Regions from separate parts of the Homo sapiens genome. Here region 2 is linked to region 1. Evidence: chromatin loops called from intact Hi-C (ENCODE). Cell type or tissue: heart left ventricle. All regions are shown on one strand.

What was found. Hi-C counts contacts between places; a loop is a spot of excess contacts. Peaks named below come from ENCODE experiments on the same cell type or tissue, not always from the same donor. Only the 100,000 strongest peaks of a DNase experiment are listed, where the experiment ranks them.
Region 2: a loop joins it to region 1, with 2.2 times the contacts of the local background. A loop is called at or near these places in 5 of 110 quality-filtered maps.

What each region holds. Positions count from the first base shown.
Region 1 is chr13:30,254,310-30,258,309 of GRCh38, reverse strand. It overlaps KATNAL1 (katanin catalytic subunit A1 like 1), which reads left to right. Exons shown (of 11, transcript NM_032116.5): 4 at 2,695-2,863. Among named protein-coding and RNA genes, the nearest start is that of KATNAL1, 51 kb to the left of the region's middle. RefSeq lists an enhancer at 286-786. In heart left ventricle, CTCF peaks have their summits at 1,387 and 2,423 (motif pointing left); no DNase peak of the experiment used is centred here; H3K27ac peaks cover 304 bases.
Region 2 is chr13:30,444,260-30,448,259 of GRCh38, reverse strand. It overlaps LOC107984577 (a long non-coding RNA gene), which reads right to left and starts at 2,515. Exons shown (of 2, transcript XR_001749803.2): 1 at 1,964-2,515; 2 at 1-895. RefSeq lists enhancers at 2,154-2,333, 1,743-2,628 and a silencer at 3,095-3,286. In heart left ventricle, a CTCF peak has its summit at 2,310 (motif pointing right); DNase peaks (open chromatin) are centred at 2,399 and 3,929; H3K4me3 peaks cover 1,384 bases; H3K27ac peaks cover 1,473 bases.

The DNA.
Region 1 (4,000 bases):
GAAAGAGGAAGTATTGGATTTCGAAGGAGATGAGGCTTATTTGCATGTGATAGAATAAGGCATATTTCTTATTCCTATAGGGAAATCTCAAATAGGAGAATTGAACACAGCACAGATATTTTTGTCTTTCACCTGCAGATCTAACCAGTTATTCTCTAAATTTGAAGTGCCGTAAGCTAGTACTGTGTCAGTCTGTTTGACCATTAGAGCAGAGGTCAAGGATGCTATGTAATCCTACTAAAGTCTATTTTTACAGAGAGACTAGTAAAAGAAGCCTTGAGACCTTTATTGTTTACACAGCCTGGAAGCTGTCACTGAGTCCTTAAATTGAAGCATGACATTGTGCAGTGATGTGCTAGTGGACAAAGAAGTACAGAACAGAATCAAGGATGTCCTTTGGGAAGTCCACAGAGTCTGTTACAAATGTAATATCCAATTGCAGTGAGATGGAACTGAAGACTTACAAAGCAGAGGCACACTTCCTATGAGACAGGGGCCTTGCCACAAACGACACGTCTGGCTTCTTGAGCAGTTTCACTCAGACTATTTAGGAGCCCATCAGAATATTCAGTGGCAGAACAAGGTCAGTAATGGCAAACACTCAGAATGCAGCCTGTGTAAGAGCTTTGAACCAATTCTTCCACAATACAGCTTTACTGAGCGGGATTTGTGTGGAGAATGGACTACAGCAGGACTCCTAGGCGGCCATTGAATCGCAAGCTGAGGTGGGGAAAGCGCAAGCTGAGGAGGCAGAAGGAATGTTGTCTGAGACCTGCTGCAGTGCACCCTGAGCAGTGAGGTCACAGCAAGCCCAGCCATGGGCAAGCAGCCTGGCATCCAGCTGGGAGGGATGGGATTGCTGTTGGTGAGCAGAGGCTCTGGCTAGCTCTTGAGTCTAAAAAGCAGGACCACAAAGAAAACAGACTATTTAAATAGCAGGTGAAGCCGCTTACAAAAGAGCAAACTTGATGCAAATTCTGTGTGGAAAAGATTGTTGGTCTCATTTTATTGTCTTTGGCCATACCCATAAATCTGACTCAGGAAAGACATTTATATGTACACAAGTGTATACAAATAAAAGTAAAGTTTTACTCTATTACTTTCCACCCCTTCATCCAAAAAAAAAAAATTAGGTCAAAAAACAGTGGTCACATTGAAATACTAGAAATAGAGCAATTTAACAATTACAATTTTTTATTCTTTACCAGACTCGTCACATTTTTATTTTATAGGTAGAATGCTTAAAAGACTACTAATGTCCTAAAGATGATAATGTAATAATACTTTAAATTTTAAAATGCCTCATAGCCATTACTATGCACTATTTTGTAGTTGCTTTCCTGAGGATTTCTTTCACAAGATTGCTTGTCTTTGTCTCCTCCTAGGGTCAGTGTGGTAGAGGCCATATACCACCTAATGGGTGCCTCAGTAAATACTTGTTTAACTGGACTGAACTCCAAGGATTAAGATGTCAGTGTATGTTTACCTCATAGATAGACATACGGTTTTTGCCGGCCTTCTAGAAATTTCACGATGTAGTCTAATTCCAACATCTAAATATGCTGTATCAGACTCACAACATGTTAACACATTTTTTTTTCTTTTTTTTTCTTTTTCTTACTGTTTTGGCCCTTAGTTTGCAACCTTCATGGCTTTTTATCCATTTTCCTATCTTTGAATTATGCATATGTGTCACCTTTTCTGATATGAGGAACGGAACTCCATGATGAGTTAGGTGAATTATAAGTGTGAGGCTGGAAAGGGGATAATAATAGATATGGCATGTGGTTAAAAATGGAATACACATATGGGATCTAGAGGGCTACAGATACATACATAGCTATAGAAAGAGAAAAGGTAGGAAAACAGAGGTAGAGACATTTCAAGAGAGAACTAAGATTAGACACGAAGTGATAGAGTCCCTTTCCCAAGAATCAAAAAGAGACAAAAACTGTGCTGAGAAGCCTCAAAACTTTAATGTTTGCAGGAGACAAGTTCCACAGTAGATGAAACAAAATATGTTATTTTGCATGCATACTTATATGTATTTATCAAAATTTTTAATCACATTTGGAGGACTGTATAATTTGAATGATTCTGTGATTTTTAGACATTCTCAAAACATGAATATTTTAAAACATAATTACTTAAAGAAGATTTCATTGTTAGCTCTGCCATTTGTAATTTGATGAATGAAATGTTTAATTTTCCATTATAGAAGCAGAGAAAATCATCTTGGTTGTAAAACAGAAATTAGTAAACTGTACAAATAGACTTATTTAGAACTTCTGTCCTTACAGCTTTTAATGCTTTTTTCTAAAAAAAAGTTACTTATTCTTGGTTTAGGACAGTAATGAATAAAATTATTGCCTTTCCATTATGTTGTTAAGATTATTAGATAGGGATAGTCTGTGTTGCCCTCTATTGGTGATTAATAATTAACTTTTGACAGAATAATTGCTGCTTTATGTGTCATTTGTGTGTATTTAATAATTGTATCAGCCAGTATATTTTAGAAAAAAGAATTTGGGAAAACTAACCTAATAGTTGTGGCCATGAATTGGCCAAAGGTGAAAAAATTAGCTTTCGGGCTTTTTGATTTAACAATTTTATTGACTAAGATAGTATTGACATACTTTTGCCTTTGATTAATTTTAATTTTAATTTTAATTTTTTTTTTTTTTTTTTTGTCAGAGCTCCACCTCAGATCAGGCGTCCCAATCGAGAAGTAAGACCTCTGAGGAAAGAAATGGCAGGAGTAGGAGCCCGGGGACCTGTAGGCCGAGCACATCCTATATCAAAGAGTGAAAAGCCTTCTACAAGTAGGGACAAGGACTATAGAGCAAGAGGGAGAGATGACAAGGCAAGATGCTGTCTTTCTGTAATTCACTCACTTGAAGCCCAGGACTTTTGGTGGATGTTATGATTTTTGTTGGCTTTTCAAGATACCCTGGTTTTGACGTGGAAGAGTTAGAAAAAAGTCTCATTCAAAGCCTAAGTAGTCTTTGTATTTTGAAGGCCATGCTGCAATGCAAATCACCTCAGAGGCGTAGTAAATATCTATATACACATACATGTATAAAAATATTTAGTGAAATGGATCCCTTGTAAGAAAAAATACGGCTTTAAAACTTTTTTGAAAAATATTTTAATAAGTATTCTGAATAGAAATGAGCAATAAATGAAAATAGTTATGGGGAAAGACAAGAAGGTAGATGTATCTGTTCACAGAATAAGATGAGGGATATGATTTACTACTGCCAAAAATAAGTATCTTTGATTTATCTGTAGATTATAGTAGAACAAGATTTTTTTTCTTTTCCTTGAGAAGATTCCCCTTGCTTAGGGTTCATTGTGCACACGTACTTATTTAGGAAATTGATTGGTGAATAAACATAGTATTCGGTGGAAATTGTACTTCCCTTAAAATGGACTTAGGACAGTGGGTTGAAGATAATCTTACAGATTAAGGAGGTAGCCAGGATGATCTGATGTGTCTCTTAGGCCTTAATTTTAGTAAAAAGAGAAAAATTTTTAAGTGATAGTATTTCCTGTTTCCACCGTGATGTCATAAATGAATGATAATGTAATCAAATTGCCACAGAAAAGTTTTATTTTACTAGTTAGAGATTCAGGATCTGTCATCACATTCAGGCCATGATATGTATAATAAAGATATATCTAATAACAAGTGGTTATCCATCAAAACTGTATTTGAATATTTTTATTACGTGTAATTTTGATCTGTAGGTAAGGACTCCAGACCAACTTCCTAGGTCTTATAGCCATAATACATAGACCAAGATAGAATAAAATTGGTGTTTTCTGAATATTTCTATTTATGAGATAGTTCAAAGACATATTCTACCTCCCTGCCTCAATAGGACACTGAAAATGAATTAGATTTTTTTAATGTTTGTAGTTTGTGGGAGCTTTTATGCCATGAAACAGCAAGTGATTCTATTTCAGATCCTTTTTGGGATTAGTGAAGGGTAGTAAT
Region 2 (4,000 bases), 190 kb before region 1:
TCAGGAGTTCGAGACCAGCCTGACTAACATGGTGAAACCCCATCTCTACTGAAAATACAAAAAATTAGCCGGGCGTGGTGGCGTATGCCTGTAATCCCAGCTACTCAGGAGGCTGGGGCAGGAGAATCACTTGAACCTGGGAGGCAGAGGTTGCAGTGAGCTGAGATCGTGCCATCACACTCCAGCCTGGGTGACAAGAGCAAAACTCCATCTCCCACAACACCTCCAGCATAAAAACAAAACAAAACAAACAAAAAACAAAAACAAAAAAACAAGGTAGTGGGAAGGAAGTCAAAACACAACTCAAATTGCATAATTGTGCCTTTGTTCAAGTGATGTGGTAACATTTATTTTTCTAGTAAGATTGTCAGTTCCAGAAGGGCCAGAACTCCTGTCTTTTGACTGTTCTATCACCTGTGTAGGTGCTCATAAATAAGTGCTTCTTGAGTGAACTCGTCTTCTACTCTGTGACAAATCACAAATTCTAACATGTTGGCTCTAATAGCAAACAAGATACAAGTCATCTCCAAAAACCTAGGTTGGCATATAGCCTGCTACCCAGTTGCCTAGAGGGATTTGGTATAATGCTAGCAAGAAATGGTGATATTTCATTACAATTACAGAAGAAAACATTATGAACTCAGATCTTGGAAAGAACGGACACTAATATGCCCAATGAATATAATTTTCACAGTATGTCCAGGTGTGGATGTCTGTATTAGAAACAATTGTCACTTTTGCTGAGTGTGGTGGTGTGTGTCTATAGTCCCAGCTACTTGGGAGGCTGAGGCAGAAGGATTGCTTAAGCCCAGGAGTTCCAGGATGTAGTGCACAATGACTGTGCCTGTGAATAGCCACTGTACTCCATCCTCGGCAACACAGTGAGACCCCATCTCTAAAAAAAGAAAAGAAATGAAATGACTGTCACTTTTGACAAGCTTTTAAACTTTCAACTAATTTTCTTCTTAAAATATTTAGGTTTAGAGAACACTTGCTTTCAGAGTGAAGTCCTTCAGTTCCATTAACACATAAATTTCATTAATGTCATGAAATCGTCCTTATAAAGGTCTGAATTCTTTCTAAATACAACAGACTACATTGGATCTGTCTGAAAGTCAAATGTGTTGAATTGAACTGAGTCTCAAACTTATCTTAACCACGTTACAGGTGAAAATCTTCTAAATGATTATGCTTGTTACACTATTGTAACTTTCTAGTTACCCTATAATTTTACTTTCTTTTTTTTTTTTCCTTTTTTTCTTTTTGAGACAGAGTTTCACTCTTGTGGCCCAGGCTGAGTGCAATGGTGCAGTCTCGGCTCACTGCAACCTCCGCCTCCTGGGTTCAAGCGATTCTCCTGCCTCAGCCTCCCGAGTAGCTGGGATTACAGGTGCCCGCCACCATGCCTGGCTAATTTTTGTATTTTTAGTAGAGACGGGGCTTCACCATGTTGGCCAGGCTGGTCTCGAACTCCTGACCTCAGGTGATCCGCCCGCCTCGGCCTCCCAAAGTGCTGGGATTACAGGCATGAGCCACTGCGCCCAGCCCCTAATTTTACTTTCTTTAAATGACATGAAATTACATTAAATAGTGACAAGTGGCAGACATCATCAAAAGAAACAGTGAAGACCATTAATATTTTGTCAGACTCTATGCAGTGGGTTGGAAAATACATAAACCCAGGGAGGATGAATTTCTTTACCCTCAAATAGATCCAATTCCTTCCCGTAGGTCGAAGACAACATCTCCAAAGGTAAAAATGAGAAACCCAACAACTACTTGATTGATGAGTAGGCAGCCTGCTAGTAGGGGACTCCTTCACTCATTTACAAATGAGCTGGGCATTGTACTCGGCCCTGCAGATGCAGAGGTAAACAAAACAGACCCATTGCCTCCCTCACAAAGTTTCTAGGAGCTTAGATTTTCACGGAGAAGACAAAACAATGAACAAGCACACACATACCTAAGACAGATCATTTCAGGTGCTGCGCAGGCCCACAAAGATAACACAACAGGGTAATGTGACAGGGGTGAGTTCGAGAGTCTGGAAAGGCCTTTCCAAGGAGAGAATAAGAGTAAGTTCGTTCCCTTTCAAACTGTATTCGTCATTCTGCCTGCTGACTCTATTTCGGTTGGCTTGGTCGAGGACTGGTGGCTGATTAATGTTCAATGACCCACGGGGACAGCCCAGGCCGACAGTTCCTCAAGACCCTGCAGGTCAACGTTTCGCAACTTCCCAAGCCTCTCCCTGCTCCAGAACGAGCCTGACTCCGCTCCCAGTTTTTCCGGTAATCTCCTCACCGCTCCGCTGCTGCATTTTACGCACGCCCTCCAGGGAGCGGTCCTCGGCGTCCAGCTCTCAGGATGTGGAGAGCTGCAAATAGCACCGACAGCTGCAGCTGGAGGTAGCCGCCCGGGAAGCCAGCCAGCTGCTGCCACCACAGGGGCCAGGGCCGGCCGCGGGCCTCCGCACGCCCTTGTGAGCAGCTCAGCGGAACCCTCGACGAGGCGGGCCGACTCGCCAGTGCAAATTACGGCTTTTATTTCCTTCTGGGTGCACACGTGGGGAGGGAGGGAGCTTGGGGAAGGAGAGTGTGCGCCCTTCAACGTTTGCCACTTCTCTTCAAAACTGCCTGGGAAGTAGGTCGGCACCAATAGTCACCTCATTTGCACAAACAGGGACACTGAGGTGAAGGAAGTGACTGCACCGCCTGAACAGAGCCGAGTGACAGGGAAGCAGGAATCCATCCAGTCTCTGTGCTCCTGGAGCCTGGCCTTTTCCTTCCGGTTTTCTTAGTGCTTTTACAGTATCTCCTGACCATTTCCCCCCTGCTACGTGCAGAAGACTCACCTTCTCTGGCCACACTCCTCAACGAGAAAATATGAGGATTACTTACAGAGCCCCACTGGAAATTTGTCTTTAAAGAAGGAAGCCTAGGCCGGGTGTCGTGGCTCACGCCTGTAATCCCAGCACTTTGGGAGGCCGAGGTGGGCAGATCTCCTGAGGTCAGGAATTCGAGACCAGCCTGGCCAACAAGGTGAAACTCTGTCTCTACTAAAAATACAAAAATTAGCTGGGTGTGGTGATGCACACCTGTAATCCCAGTTACTCGGGAGGCTGAGACAGGAGAATCACTTGAACTGGTGGGGCGGAGGTTGCAGTGAGCCGAGATATCGCCCCACTGCACTCAAGCCTGGGGGACAGAGGGAGACTGTCTCAAAAAAAAAAAAAAAAAAGGGCCGGGCGCGGTGGCTCACGCCTGTAATCCCAGCACTTTGGGAGGCCGAGGCGGGCAGATCACTTGAGCTCAGGAGTTCAAGACCAGCCTGGCCAATATGGTGAAACCCCCTCTCTACTAAAAATAAAAAATTAGCTGGGCGTGGAGGCAGGCGCCTGTAATCCCAGCTACTTGGGAGGCTAAGACAGAGTGGGACTCTGTCAAAAAAAAAAAAAAAAAGATTCAGACATGAGACCGTGAAACTGACTACAGTCACTATTGCACTGTTTATAGATGTTGCCAGACAGAAAGCCCCAAAGCAGCAGCAGCATAGTACCTTCCTAACACTTGGATTGGGAAATCTAGATTTTAGTAAAATAACTGGTGATACTTACAGAAGAAATGTTGGAGTTAGAGTATGCCATCAAAAAAAAAAAAGGAATCCTAGCCTGAAAGGTATTTAAAAATGCATTCCCTTGCCCTGCCACACACAGCGGGGAACAGGGATGGGGCCCCAGTCCGTGTGCAAACCCAGGCACACCTTCCCCAAAGGGAAGTGGAAAGGTGACAGGAGGGAAGCTGAAGCAAGGATGTCTTGTTCTTCCTGACGGTGTCCCGCATTTGCTGAGTGGGTGCACTCTTGCATGGGTGTAAGTTCTGCAGGACACAGGCGGCTCTCCAGGCAGCACTGACGGGGCTGATGCTTGGCACTTTGGGGCCTATTCTTCCACGAGGACATGGATTCGCTTCCTTGGGGTTCAGCCTGGTGTGGAAAGGAGTAC